Linked DNA regions of Homo sapiens: region 1 is linked to region 2. Evidence: read pairs that join two places in POLR2A ChIA-PET (ENCODE). Cell type or tissue: PC-9. All regions are shown on one strand.

Region 1 (8,000 bases), 1.0 Mb after region 2:
GAAAAGCTCTCTATAAGCCTTGACAAGAAAACATACTCACATATCATAAGAGAGCAATAGGCTTTAGAGCTTTCTATGATTTTTAATGCTTGGTTGACTCTACAACAGCCCCCTCAGACTTATCACTTGCCACAATATCAGAAGATCTTGGATGCTGAGAACAGATGTAATTAGCATGACTAACTCTTATAGTCCCAAAGCTTCAGACATCAGCAGCAGAGAGGAGCCAAGCAGACACAGGATGAATAATGAATAATGAGAAAGGTTGCAAAATATGCTTTAAAATTATATGTCTAATTTTTCTTAAATCCACAAAACTTCTGTTAAATGAAGCTATGCCATTTCATTAAATTATCTACATGTTATTTAAGAAAAAAAAAAGAAAACAACTTTAGTATAATTTCAAATGTCTCCTTCACACAGACACAATCATGCTCATGGCCCTCTGTTGTATAAAGATTTCCCCGTTCCAGGCCGGGTGCGGTGGCTCACGCCTGTAATCCCAGTGCTTTGGGAGGCCGAGGCAGGCGGATCACAAGGTCAAGTAATCAAGACCTTCCTGGCCAACATAGTGAAACCCTGTCTCTGCTAAAAATACAAAAATTAGCTGGGCATGGTGGGGCGCACCTGTAGTCCCAGCTACTGGGGAGGCTGAGGCAGGAGTTATTGCTTTAACCTGGGAGGCAGAGGTTGCAATGAGCCGAGATCATGCCACTGCACTCCAGCCTGGTGACAGAGCAAGACTCCGTTTCAAAAAAAAAAAAGATTTCCCCTTTCCTGCTGTCTAGTCAAACTACTGGAAGGGAATGATTTCTTCCTTTCTCTTCCCTTGACTATCAAACTTTTAAAAAGAGATTTCAGACTTTCTTACAATCTCTCCACTCCTTTCTCATGGTAATCTGCTTTCTACCCCATTAATTTTCTTAAAGTCCAATGGCCTCTGTTCCAATCATCTTCTCAAACTTATTGAAATATTCCTTACTCTTGTTCCACGTATCCTTCTCTGCAGCCTCCTAAGACACTACAGCCACCTGAGAATTCTGTTAAACTTAACCATATCATTGGTTTCTCCTAAATGCAAGCGTTATCTAGACGTTTCTTAGGACTTTGGCCTTTATCTCTCTGTGACTTTCTTATCTACTCCTAAGGCCACAAATATCCACTCTGTGTTTATGTCTCTCTTAAATTTTACTTCTTAATCTAAACAGGAGACCCAATTGTCAACTGCTAAGTTAAATCTGTGTAGATGCACAAGGGCACCTGAAAATACTCCCTTTGGTCCAAGCTCAGTCTTTCTCCTGTTATACTCTGGTTAGCTTTCCCCTAAACCAGATTAAAATACTGGAGTTATCTTTGGCTATTTGTTCTTTTGAATGTCTGACATCCAATTAGTTGCTCAGTTCTTTCCCTTCTGTGTCTACAGTTATTTTCCTCATCTAAGCCATAGTTTTCCCATTACCACTCTTCGGGATCTTCCCCTTGCCTTCTTCCTGTTTTCTAACAAACACTCCTCTCTTTTACATCCTTCCACTTGTCCTTTCCCTGTCAGAGTTATTTTTCTAACGAACAATTTTGACCAAGTCATCCCTTACTCAAAGCCATCTATCTCTACAGAATAAAGATATGTCTACGACATTATCCCTCTAGTTAACAATACTGTGTAGTACACTGTAAAATTTGTTAAAAGGGTAAAACTCATGTTAAGTGTTCTTAACACTTAAAAATACTAAAAAAACAGATTAGTATCTCTATCTTGGCATTTAAGGGAGGTCATAATTAGGTCCTTAGCAGGCTATGTAGCTTTAAAAACATTAGGTATAGAATTGTTTTAGCAACCAAAAAGGGCTGACCACAGAGGAGAAAAATCAAAAGAAATAAAATAAAATAAAACAAAATAAAAAAGGATATAGGTTGTTTTCATTTGCCCTTTTTTTCCACTTTGATGGCAAAACTTAACTTTTTAACAATGATTGTATTGCCATCTGCTGGAATTATTGAGAACTGCATTTTAAGTCTTTTTTTTTTTTTAAGTGTGAAGTGTTTTCTTTCAATTTTTCAAAAACTCTTTCTAAATATGGCTTTTAATGTTGAATCTAATAAGAGATTTTAGAGCTTCATGTAAGAATGATCTTTGATTTTAAAGCACACAAAATTACAATTAACAAATTGATACAGCCTTTGCTTATAAGAGACTATGGTGCTTCATCCCTTATTACTAACATCATTTATATCATTGAGCCCAAGAATAAAACAATTGGTGTGATGGGGAGTAAAGTGTGTTATCTAATGTCAGGTGACTTTCAGTGACATCACATTTTTAACACTAATTAACAATTCAAATTCTTACCATCTCGTGAGACTCAGAACTAGAATTACTTTTTCCAATAAGGTCTTCCCAAGCCAAGCCTCCCCCTCCCTGAATTTGTGAACTTATTTGCATATACCCTTCACCTAAGATTAGTCATAGTGCATTATATTGACAGGTAACATTTTCTATGTTTACCTCTCAATATATAATAGTGGTTAAGAATCTGGTCTCTAATGCCTCTTTCAAAATATACATTTTCCACTTACTAGCTGTTAATTAAAATTTTTGTAATCATTTTCCTTATCTGTCAAAGAGAGATAACACTATTTCCTTCATAGGGTTGTTGGTAAGATTAAATTAGCAAAAACTGTAAAATCACTCAAAGCAGTACCTGCTATGTAGTAAGCACATAACAATTACTAGCTAATAGCAGTGACCTGAGCAGATTGTTAAAATTGTGTAACTCATACAACAGGTAGCAGTGAGTCCCACATAGGCTTACAACAGTATTATTAAAGACTTTTTATTAGCTATTTTTAAATTAATTAGATTTTTATGTATAATTTACATGCAGTAAAATTTATCATTTTTAAAGGTACAATTTTATAAGTTTGACAACTGTATACAGTTGGTTAACCATAGTCACAATCAGAATATTTCTATCACCCTAACGTGTTATGTGCCCATTTTCATACGTCTCTTGTCCCCACTCCCAAACCCTAGTAACCTCTAACTCCTAAAGACCACTGATCAACTTTTAGCCACTATAGGTTTTCATTTTAGAATTTTATGTAAAGGAAACCATACCATGATGTAGTCTTCTGTGTCTGGATTCTGTTACTTAGCATAATAATTTTGAGATCCATCCATGTTATTCTGTATAGCAGCAGTTCATTCGTTTTTATTGTGGATTAGTATTTCATGGATACTTGACTTGCTTCTAGGTTTTGGCTACTGGGAATAAAGCTGCTGTAAGTATGCATACAAGGCTTTGTGCAGACACGTGTTTTCATTTCCCTGGGATAAATACCTAGAAAAAGGGTTGCTAGGATAAACAGCCAGAGAGTTGCTAGGTTGGATGGTAAAGTCAATGTTTATCATTACAAACTCCCAAACTGATTGTATTATTTTGTATTCCCACCAACAAAGATGAGCTCCAATGGCCCCATCTTCTTGCAAATACTTGATCTATTCAACTCTGGTGATTTTAATCACTCTAATGACTAATAATGTTGAATATTTTTTCACTTGCGTATTTGCTGTTCTTACATCTTCCCTGACATTGATACAGCTTTTGCCTATTTTGCAATTATCTTCTTACTATTGAGTTTTTGAGTACAAATCCTTTATCAGACATGCGTTTTGCAAAAGTTTTCTTCCAGTCAATGGCTTTCCCTTCTATTTTCTTAATTGTTTCTTTAAGAGCAAATTTTTAATTTTGATGAAGTCAAATTTATTATTTTTTCCTTTGTGTCCTATCTCAGAAATATTTTTGTAATCCAAGATCACAAATATTTGTGTGTCTATCTTTTCTGATATGATATTTTTAGCTTCGGATTTTCTGTTTAGGACTACGATTTATCTTGAGTTAATTTAGATGTATAGTGTGAGATAAGGCTTGAGATTCAAAAATTTCACACAAAAATATACAACTGATGCAGCAATTTTTGTTGAAAAAAACTCTCCTTTCCCCATGGTATTATTTTTACATTTATGTCAAAAGTCATTGAACACATATGTGAAGTTTGAATTCTGAACTCTATTTTTGTCCCTTTGATCTATAAGTCTTTTCTTAAACAGTCTAGATTACTATAGTTTTATAGTCCTAGGATTAGGCACTGTATGTCCTACAACTGTGTTTTGGGTTTTTTCAAGATTTTACGTTCATGTAAATTTGAGAGTTATCATATCAATTTCTATAAAAAATGCTGCTGGAATTTTGATTGAGGTTGCATTAAATCTATGTACCAATTTTAGGAAAATTTAAAGCTCAACAGTATTCCATGTTCTTATTCATTACATGATATTTCTATACATTTGTTCAGGCTTTCTTTAGTTTCTCTTAGCAATATTTTGTAGTTTTTGTTATCCATGTGTGATTTTTTTTCCTTTTTTTTTTTTTTTTCGAGACAGAGTCTCTTTCTGTCACCAGGCTGGAGTGCAGTGGCGCGATCTCGGCTCACTGCAAGCTCCGCCTCCCGGGTTCACGTCATTCTCCTGCCTCAGCCTCCCGAGTAGCTGGGACTACAGGCGCCTGCCACCACGCCCGGCTAATTTTTTTGTATATTTAGTAGACACGGGGTTTCGCCGTGTTAGCCAGGATGGTCTCGATCTCCTGACGTCGTGATCCACCCGCCTCGGCCTCCCAAAGTGCTGGGATTACAGGCGTGAGCCATCACGCCCAGCCCATGTCTGATATGTTTTTTATTAAATTTATTCCGTAGTATCTCTTGTTCTTTGATGCTATAATGAATGGTATTTCTACTTCTATTTTCAATTGTTTATTGCAAATATGTAAAACTACAACTAATTTTTATATATTGACTTTGTAACTTGCAACATTGCTGAATGTGCCTATTAGTTGTATATTAGTTTTTGTAGATTCCTTAGAGTTTTCTATGTACCCGATCTTGTTGTCTGCAAACAGTTTTCTTTCCTTCCAATATCTATGTCTTTCATTTCTTTTTCTTGCTTTATTTAGTATTAGCTACCCTAATATGACATTCAATGGATATAGTGAAAAGGCCATTCTTACCTTTTTCCCAATGTTAGGTAGAAAATATTAAGTCATTCAATACTATATGATTTTAATACATAGCCTTTTAATAATTTGATGACATTTCATTTTATTCCTAGTTTGTTGAGAGTTTTTATCATAAGGTAAGCTGAATTTCGCCAAGTGCTTCTTCTATATCAATCATATTGTTTGGTATTTTGTGTAAGTCAATCTAGGGAGTTACATTGATTCATTTTCAAATGTTAAGCCAACATTGTATTATTGTCATGAGCCTCACTTGGTAATGAAGCATTATTACTTTTTATTATTCACTGGATTCAATTTGCCAAAATTTTCTTAAGCAATTTTGACTGTTTATGAGGGATATTATTCTGGAGTTTTCTTTCTAGAAATGTGTTGCTTGATAAAATGAGTTGTGAAATATTTCCTCTTCTGAATTTTCTAAGAGTTAATGTAGGCCGGGCGCGGTGGCTCACGCCTGTAATCCCAGCACTTTGGGAGGCCGAGGCAGGTGGATCACGAAGTCAGGAGATCGAGACCATCCTGGCTAACACGGCGAAACCCCGTCTCTACTAAAAATACAAAAAAATTAGTCGGGCGTGGTGGCAGGCGCCTGTAGTCCTAGCTACTCGGGAGGCTGAGGCAGGAGAATGACGTGAACCCGGGAGGCAGAGCTTGCAGTGAGCCGAGATCGCACCACTGCACTCCAGCCTGGGTGACAGAGTGAGACTCTGTCTCAAAAGAAAAAGAAAAAGAAAAAAAAAAACAGTTAATGTAGAATTTTATAATTTTCTTCCATAAATATTTGGTAGAATTCATGAGTGAAGCTATCTGGAAGTTTCCTATGTAAGAAAGATAGATTATAAATTCAATTTCTCTAAATAAGTTATCTGTTTCTTCTTCAGTGTGCTTTGGTAGTTGCTGTTCTTTAAAAAAAATGATTCATTTTATCGAAGTTGTTGAATTAATTGGCATAAAGTCTTTTAAGACATTTTTCTTATCCTTTTAATGTCAGTAGAACATGTGGTAATGTTTATTTTTTCATTACTAATATTGATTATTCCTCTCCTCTTTTAATTGACCAATTTAGCTGGAAGTTTCTACATTTTATTGACTTTTCAAAGAATCATTCTTAGTTTATTACCTTTCTCTATTATTTGCTTATTTTCTGTTTCACTGGCTTTCCCTTTGTTACTGAAGGATATTTTCACTGAACATAAAATTCTGGTGTGACAGGTATTTTCTTTTAGCACCTTTAAAATGTGCTAATTACTTCTGGCTTCTATAGGTTCTGATGAAAAATCCACAATTATTTGAATCATTGTTTCTCTATGGGTAATGTGCCATGTTTTTTCCTGGTTGCTTTTGTGTGTGCGTGTGTGTGTGTGTGTGTTTGTGTCTGGCTCTGTTGCCCAGACTCAGTGCAAGCTCCACCTTCTGGGTTCACGCCATTCTTCTGCCTCAGCCTCCCGAGTAGCTGGGACTACAGGTGCCCGCCACCAAGCCCAGCTAGTTTTTTTGTATTTTTAGTAGAAACGGGGTTTCACCATGTTAGCCAGGGTGGTCTCGATCTCCTGACCTCGTGATCCGCCCGCGTCAGCCTCCCAAAGTGCTGGGATTATAAGCGTGAGCCACCGCGCCCGGCCTCCTGGTTGCTTTCAAGAGTTTATCTGTCTTTAATTTTCAGCAGTTTTGTTATTATGACTCTGGGGCTAGAGTTCTTCAGACTTATTTTGTTTGCAGTTCACTTAGCTTCTTAAATTTTTAGGTTTATGTCTTTCATTGTATTTGAGAAGTTTTCAGCCATTATTTTTTCAAATTTTTTTTTCAGCACTATGTTTATTCCCCTCCTCTTCTATAACTCCAATTACATGTATATTATAGCTTTTGTGTACTATCATAGGTCCCTAAGACTTTGTTCTTTCTTTCCTCAAACATTTTTCTTTCTGCTGTTCAGACCGGATAATTTATATTGTTCTATATTCAAGTTTGCTCTTTCTTCTATAATCTCTATTCTACTTTTGAGTCTATTCAGTGAGCTGTTGGGTTTTCTCTTAAATTTTAGATACTATATTTTACAGTTCTAAAATTTTCATTTGGTTCTTCTTTATGTTATTTCTTGCCTGATACTTTCTATTTTAATATTTGTTTCAAGAGTGCCCACAATTACTCATTTGATAATTTTTGTAATAGCTGCTTTAAATTCTTTGTCAGATAATTCCGAGCAGGGGAAGCAAAAAAGTTTTAATTTAGAATGGAGTTTAGAAGGTTGACTCTTACACGATATTGACATTTTAACTGATGGATAAAATTATTCTGATTTTTTTAAGTGACTAGAGAATACTGTTTTTATCTGAGAATGACCAATATTAGACCTGTCTTAGATTTCATTTGGAGGCAGAGGAATGAATAGTGTTTTCTTACTGTACCCTATAGGTTTCTGATAATTTTACACATCAATTACATATATGTGATTTATCACTTATCTTTCTCCCTGACATACTTTATTCTTCCTCAACGTAAAATCAAATGCTGATTTAATTTTTGTTGAAGTTTTACAGTAACATTTTCAAAGAATGTGTATGGGTTGTTTACTTACTAGGTCCTTGTAGATCTCAGAATGTCACATCTTCACCCCAATTCATAAACAAAGCCTGAGAACAGGATTCTAGAATCACAGCTCTTTTCACTCAAAAGTCCATAATATCACTTCATTGTCTTCTATTTTACTGTATTGCAGATAAAAAGATCGATAGTGTTGTCAATATTTTCTTTGTAACTTGTTTTCTCTGTCTGGAAGCTTAATAAGAAGTACTACTGATCGTACAGGTCTGTTAAGCACCCTAGAATGTGGCCAGAAGTATTTCTTTTTTCTTTAAACACCTCCAGCACTTACATGGTCTTTATCATCTAAAAACTCAAGTCTTCATCCAGCTCACAGGGATTTTTTAATAT
Region 2 (8,000 bases):
TTGACTGAAATTATTTCTGAAAAGTCTTTATAAAATACTTATTGGAGTTTCTGGATCCTAGCCAGCAGGAGCTTACAATTTATGACTTCGTGGATGGCAACAGATATTAAGGACACGCATGCAGCTGAGAAAGTATTGAATGAGTTTTACTGATGTGCCATTGTAAGAGTAAGTGTGTGCTGGAGGGTGAAATGACTATGATAATTAGAAACTTTAAAAATTATTTTATTTGTTATTAATACCTTCTTTATTCAAAGAAAGGAATAGGTCAGCTTTTAGGGATGTGCTGCAGTTATCTATTGCAGAGTAACAAACCATTCTGAAAGGTAGTAGCTTGATAATAACAACTGTCTATGGGCTGAGCTCAGGTGGGTGATTCTTCTGTTGGCCTTGTCTGACTTATTCATGTGGCTGCACTTATCTGGAGGTTTTATAGGGCTGGGGATCCAAAATGGCTTTATCCACATGTTTGGCACCTCAGCTAAGTCTGAAACAACTGGAGGCTGGACAGAAATCTTTCTCTCTCTCCTGCTACAGGTCTTTGCAGCAGAGTAATGGAATATCTTTACTTTATGTATTGGCTAAGGCTCCAAAGAGGCTGAAAGCAGAAGCTTCCATGCCTATGAAGGCCTAGGCCAGAGCTGGCAAGGTGTCACTTTCACTACCTTCTATTGATTAATAAATTCATAAGGCTGGCTTGATTCCATGTTGGAGAGAAAATAGACTAACTTTCTGATGGGAGGAAGAGCAAAGAATTTGAGTCATCTTTAATTCACTGAAGGACATAGAATAGACAAGAAAATGTAATAATAACCTCTAAAAATTGCCAATAAATTTTTGATTGAAGGTCAACTAGCAGATGTGACATGTTTACACCCAGTAGCAACAACACAAATTGTCTAATTTCAAGGACCCCAAAAGGTCAACTTACCAATTAGCTTAGCCCAAGGTTTACTTTTTTTTTTTTTCTGGTTGGAGTTACTCATATAATTTTACAATGTTAGCGTTGGGAGACAATTTGAAGGTTACCTAGTCCAGTCAAATGTTTTTTGATGAAAATAAGCATTTAAACAAGATTACAGACATATTTTTCTAGGTGAGAGGTGTAGCGCACGGGCTAACTAATTTGTTTATATGATTAATTCATTGTGACTTTGGTTGAGGACAGAATCTAGGGAAGTGGAACATAGGACAAGTATATTTTACATGGAAGGGAAAGGTAGGAAAATATGCAAGGTATGCAGTGTGTTCACAGCCTAGGAAGGTCCTAGGGATGGAGATGTGCACTGCAGTCAAAGAAAAATCAAAGTGCCTAGATCTGAGGAAGGGGGGATGCCTGAGGGAAGAATTTCAAAAGTGATACCCTACAGGCTTCTTCCCATTAGTGAGAGAGAAGACTTCTTGGAAAAACTGTTTCAACAGTATTGGAAATGAGAAGTAGATTTCTCATGAACTGCCCAGTTAGTTTGCAGGAATGCTTAACTTTTCCTCTAGAGATTAGCTTTTTCATATCTTTGTATAAGCTCAAAGTTTGTCAAAATATATATAGTTGGCTGATTTTCACCTTTGTCTTTCTGTAGTTCCTCTTCCCTGTCTTCCTAGAAGAGGGTGTTTATTGACTGATCTGTGATGGTGTTGCTCACTGGCTTCCTCTGTTGTTTTCAGAATGTATGTTTTTGGTGTGGATTAGCATCCAGGTGTGTGTTTATAATAATAGAGCTCTTTGAAGCCCAGTGTGCTGGACTTTGGCTCCCTGGCTGGTTGAAACATATTTCCCACTTCATTTTGCAGTTGTTATTTTTGCAAGCTAGGTTTAACAGCTTTGGTCTTTTCATTTTCTGAAAATTATGGGAATGCTTTGAGGTGCCAACATGTCTCAACATGTTTTAATGGAAGAGGAGCTGAGGTCATTGTGAAGCCAATAAATTTCAGCTGGAGAAGGAAAACTGTAAAAGGGAAAGTGACAGGTATGCCATTTCACCCTTTTTCCCTAACTGGCTGGTGGCATTGCTGTTACTTCTTCCCATGGTTTTTGGCCCACAGTTTCCTTGTTGACCAGCCCAATGTCCATAAGAGATACTGTTTCCATCTGCAGTTTCTGAATGGGATCTAACTCCTATTTGTAAAATATGCTACGTTCTTTTTGGGCCTGAGTCATTTTTTTTTTCTCTTATAAATAGATTGACACTGCAATTAAGAGAGACTTCACTTAATAAGAGAGACTTTGGGAATATAGGGAGTATTTAACACCTGTGATTCAATGAAACATGTATTTTTCTTAGATCTGTAATAATCCTAAATGATCCTGGACTATTTTAAAAAGTCGTAGTATTTTGGTGTAAAAAAAGCAGGTTCTACCCTATTTCTCAATGTACAAGATTTATGGGTCTTAGGGCTAGTTCATAACTCTAGGTTCTGCTTCAGTGGGTGTACTTGTTACTGAATTAGCTAAGGTATTAACTGTTTGATGACTTGAAAAGACAAATTTCCTGGTCTCACATGTTACATTTGCAAAGACTCTAGATTTCTATTTCAATAAAGCTTAAATGGAAACACCTCTGCTTTCAATGGTAGGCAATTTATTTGTGGGACTCTTGAGTGACTTTCCCAGAAAGGCTGGCTGCTGTGGATGTGTGCCTCTGCTCAGGTATCATTTTTCTTTTGAAACATCATTAAAGCACAACAGGGGTAAATCAATACCTATTGACTCGCAGTTGTGGTTTCTCATTTGTTCCACTGATCTGATGAGATGGCTTTTTAACCCATTTAGCACTATCAGAAAGGACACCTCTGGCCAGAAATGTTCCTGGCTGTTTGTGGTATCTGTAAATTGATTTTTTTTTCCTCATTCACCCTCTCTTTTCCTATCTGGCCCCCAGAGGACAGATTTTCTCAGACATGTTCTAATCTGATCAATACCAGAAAATCTAGGCAGTCATCAGAAAAAGCATCATCTTAAGGTTCTGAGCCTGAGAGACATGTCAGTAACTCTAAAACACTGTAGCTGAATGGCCTGAACACATCGAGCAAGGTGAGCCTTTCAGATTCCCTTGGAACCTGAGCTAGCACGTGCCTACAATGGGTGATTTTGCTGCCTGCTTCACTGACATAGACCTAAGTAGGCTAGGCAGGGAGAGGAGAGAACAGCTGTTGAAAATTCAGAGACCTCCCCACACTTTTTGCTTTGGGAAACTGAGAGAAGGGTTAACTTCTCCCATCCCCAGCTTGGCTTCCAGACCTGGAGTCCCTGCCCCTGGTTACCTTGTTAATGGAGATTGAACTTCAGTGACAGCTGTAGAGACTGGAGGAACAGGCCAGGACAAGAGGCATGAGTTGTCAACCAACTTTGCTTCAACTAGACCTGGTTCAGATGTCCTGGGGAAGGAAAGACAGCAATTTTGCCTGGAGGTATTCCTGGGACTCCCTGCAGGTTGAGGGCAGAAGAGGAACAATTAGCTCTTGACCTAGAATAGCTTGATAGGTTACTGCTGGTGGTTTGCAGAGGTGTGGGGGTGATGAGGAGATATGTAATCAATCATGTAATCAGAGGGCTTAAACAAAACAAAACAAAACAAAACAAAAGAAGAGAGGAGGGGGAGGTGAGGTAAGAAAGAGAAATAAATTTGGGTGTAGAGATTTTTTAAGAGAGTAAAAGTGGAAAAAAGGATTAGGAGACTAAACAAAGAGCCCTAAGAAGCTTATCTCTTGATGGCTAATGGACCCAATGTTTGTGTCCCCCCAAATTCATATGTTGAAGCCCTAGTCCCCAATGTGATAGTATTTGGAGGTGGAGCTTTGAAAGGTAATCAGGTTCAGATGAAGCCATGAGGGCAGATCCACCAGGTGAGGACATAATCAGGAAGAGGGGGCCCTCACCATAACCTGACCATGCTGCCACTATTCTTGGACTTCCAGCTTCCAGAACCAGGAGGAATACGTTTGTTGTTTAAGCTACTCAGCCTCTGGTAGTTTGCTATAGCAGCTCAAACTGACTAAGACACTATCAATCTGTCTTCCATAGTAAAGTGTCATCTGCATATATAGCTATCTTGTCTTCTCTCAAAGTATGAGGAACACATGCAGGTTTCTGGCATGCAGAATTGATCTTTGTTCGTATTTTCATTGTAATTGAGATTACTTGAGGAAATTGGGTAACAAGAAGTGTACTTAGAGAAAGTGGAATGAGAAATGAGAGAAAGCAGTTTGATTAGGCTTTTTGGTTAGATACAGTATTTGAGGCTAGTTTTTGGAGGTGAGTTATGTTTTTTGGGCATGGCTTTTTCTATTGAGATTTAGTCTACCAATGATTTGCTGTATTTTGACTTGTGTTTAGGTTTAAGTATGGTGTTAGGTGGTGAATTGTAATTGGGAAGAATTCTAACAGGTTGGAAAATTTATGTGTGTGTGAGGAGAATTTTCTTTCTTTCTCCTCTGGAATATATTTTAAAAATAAACTCCTCAAGAGAATTGGCTGTACTGCTGTCTCAGTCTGCTTGCTTCCCAGTCTCTCTTGAACCCACTCCAGTTAGACTGCTCTCACCTCCACATTGCTGAAATGCTTCTTATCGAGGTCTCTGTTGTGCTCCATGTGGATAAATGTCACGATCAGTTAGTTCTCATTTCCCCTGACCTCTTCAAAGTATTCCACATCAATTCACTGCCTTCTTGAAACACTTTCCTCACGAGGCTCCTGGACAACCCCCATTTCTGATTTTCCATCTCTCCTGTTCTGAGCCTCTTCAGTCTCAGTACTGGACCTCCCTTTCTTCTCATGACTTCTGCCCAGAGCACTCCAGGGCTTGTTCTCATAGCTCTGCTCCCTTTCTTCTCTCTCCCTCAGAAGACCTCGTGCACTTCCGTAACTTTAGATACCCTCTCTCTAGTTCCAGTGCTGACTATTCCCCAGAATTCCAGACTGAAACTCAGCTGTCTAAGCATCTCCACTTAGAAATTTAGTAGACTTCCACATTTAATATTTCCAACACACTCCTGATTCCACATTGCTCTTCCCCTAAAAAGAAACTTGTTCTTTCCTTGTACAAGAAAGAACTCAGAAGGTGATACCACTGTCTACCCAGCTGGTTATGCAAAACACTGTGGGGACATTCCTGATCCTTTCTTTATCTCATATCCTCATATTTACTCCATCAGCAAATCCTGCTGACTTCACCTTCACTGACTGCTCTTCACCATCTCCATCATCACTGACTGAGTCCTCACCACTCCCCCTGTCCTGGACCACTGCAGCAGTTTCATGACTTGTCTCCCTGCTTCCACTCTTGTGACCCTGGTAGCACATTCTCTGCTCAGCATCCAGAAATGAAACTTTAAAAATGTAAGTCAGATTGTTTCCTGCCATTGCTTCTCCTTCCAACTAGAATAAAAGCAAAGTCCTTCTCAAGCCCTACAGAGCCCTATATGAACAGGTCCTCGGCTAGCACCCAAACTCATCCCCTACCAGCCTCCCTGCGGCCCTACATGGCCTTAACTGTGCCTGCAATAATTAAGGCAATTTCCCACCTCACAGCTTTGTCCTTGCTCTTTTCTCCTCTGCAATGCTTCTACCCTGGATATGACTGAGTTCTCCTTTACATCCTACTCTCCATCAAATGAACCCTTCTCAGAGAGGCTTCTCGGATGACTCTCTTTTTCCTATTGCCATGTGCTGCATTATTTTTCTTCATATCAATGGTCATGATAGGATGATAACTGCAATATTAGAGTGTAAACTCCATGCAGACAGATACCTTGCTGTTTTCTGCTTTATCCTCAGAATCCAGAATGGAGCCCAGCAGATAATTCATGCTGATTTATGGATGGCAAATGTGGCTCATATCATCATGTGACATTCAAATAGATCTTGGGATGGTGGATGTGTGGCAGTACACTCATATTCACCATTTATTCAGCATGTTGTTTTTGACTAGTCCTATTTATACGGAATTAAGTAGGCTGTTCTGTCCCAGTAGATTGCAAACTTCTAGAAAAAAGGCACTAATATCTGATAATGTTTCAACTCAGCAAGTTTGTGACAATGACTCCCAACATTATCTTGAAGATCATATTTTTTACATTTTAGAGGTAAAAAACTGATAGCCTGTGGCCCAAATCCCCTTTAAGTGTGTTTGGTTTAACTTATACAGTCCTGGCCTGCATGATGTTTTATTTTACTTTATATTATTCTTTTGAGACAGGGTCCCATTCTCTCACCCAGGCTGGATTAGTGTGGCATGATCTCAGCTCACTGCAACCTCTTCCTCCTGAGCTCAAGTGATCCTCCCACCTCAACCTCCTGAATAAGCTGGAACTATAGGAATGCACCATCATGCCCAACTAACTTTTGGTAGAGACGGGGTTTTGCCATGTTTCCCAGGCTGGTCTCGAACTCCTGGGATGAATCAATCTGCCCACCTTGGCCTCCCAAAGTGCTGGGATTACAGGGGTGAGCCACTGCATCTGGCCCTTGAATGATGTTTAAATTTGAATTAGTTGTCAGCATTTAAAAATTTGAGTGATTTTATACAATAATCTAAATTTCTGGCTAAAAAAAGTAAATAACTTGACAATACTGGTTTGCAGTCCTTCAAAAACTAGCTGGAGATGAGTTACTGCTCCTATTTCAGTTGGGGCCTACACTCTCCCTTTTATGCAATTCTTCACTGTTCCTTACTGAGATCTGTAAAACGGGGCCTGCACTAATTGCCAACTTATGGCTTGCACTTGGCCTACTTCACTCATCTCTATATTTGCCTGGTCTCTATAGACTTTTGAGTTTGTGACCCCTATTCTCATCAAATGTGAGATTTTTCTCTTTTACTGTAGCTACTAAGACTTGAAATTTGTCCATTACCTCTTTCAGGTCACTAAGAGAACCATATAGTTATCATCTTGGCAATTAATGTTGGAGAAATGCTGCAGGACAGTTGTTTAATTTTGGAAAATGTTCTACTCTTCTCCTTGTGTCGTCCTTTATAGAAAATGGCTTTCCCCAATTGTTTGATTCTACAGGGAAATCTACTAATAAAATGAAAAGAGTATAGGCATTGGGATCAGACAGAAGAGGTAAAATATTGGATATAGCACTTGCTAGCTGTGTAACATTGGACAAGTTATTAACTTCTGTGAATCACAGTTTACTCGTTTGTAAAATGGGAATACTAAGTGCTAATCTCACAGTGTGCCTTTTCTTAATCAGTATATCTGGTTATCCAGTTATTATCATTTACACTTTGGTTTGAATAATGGTACAACTCTTCCAGGGTTCATTTGCATTTTAAAAGAGGAGCTTGCTAACTAAAGCGAATCTCTCAGTGGTAAGATAAAATAATGCTAATTGACAAGTTAATGGGTGCAGCACACCAGCATGGCACATGTATACATATGTAACTAACCTGCACATTGTGCACATGTACCCGAAAACTTAAAGTATAATAATTATTAAAAAAAAAAAAAGTGAAGCTTAAAAAAAAAAAAGTGAGACATTTTAAAATGGAGGCTTTCTAAGGACCATTGCCATCTTTTTGCCAGCAGGACAGGGGTTAATAACTTGATGTGAACCTCCTTCATTATGGATTTATGATGTAAGCCAGGACAAAATTTAAGAAGCTAATGATTTTTTTTTTTAAAAGCATTCACTTTAGGCTGGGCATGGTCCCTCATGCCTGTAATCCCAGCACTTTGGGAGGCCGAGGTGAGCGGATCACTTGAGGTCAGGAGTTCGAGACCAGCCTGGCCAAAATGGTGAAACCCCATCTCTACTAAAAATACAAAAATTAGCCGGGCATGGTAGCATGCACCTGTAGTCCCAGTAACTTGGGAGGCTGAGGCACCAGAATTGCTTGAACCTGGGAAGTGGAGGTTTTAGTGAGCCGAGATCATGCTCCAGCCTGGGTGACAGAGCAAGACTCTGTCTGGGGGGGAAAAAAAAAGCATTCCCTTTATATGAACAGATAATTCCTCAGTTATACAGACTGAAAAAATTAAGATTCATATTTGATTCT

The links. Peaks named below come from ENCODE experiments on the same cell type or tissue, not always from the same donor. Only the 100,000 strongest peaks of a DNase experiment are listed, where the experiment ranks them.
Region 1: POLR2A ChIA-PET joins it to region 2 with 6 read pairs; 2 of 35 experiments call an interaction of 5 or more read pairs at or near these places.

The regions. Positions count from the first base shown.
Region 1 is chr5:39,573,060-39,581,059 of GRCh38, reverse strand. No RefSeq gene overlaps it. Among named protein-coding and RNA genes, the nearest start is that of LINC02104, 57 kb to the right of the region's middle. In PC-9, CTCF peaks have their summits at 1,779 and 1,979 (motif pointing left); no DNase peak of the experiment used is centred here.
Region 2 is chr5:40,595,287-40,603,286 of GRCh38, reverse strand. It overlaps LOC105374737 (a long non-coding RNA gene), which reads right to left and starts at 3,337. Exons shown (of 3, transcript XR_925942.3): 1 at 3,262-3,337. In PC-9, no CTCF peak of the experiment used is centred here; a DNase peak (open chromatin) is centred at 3,406.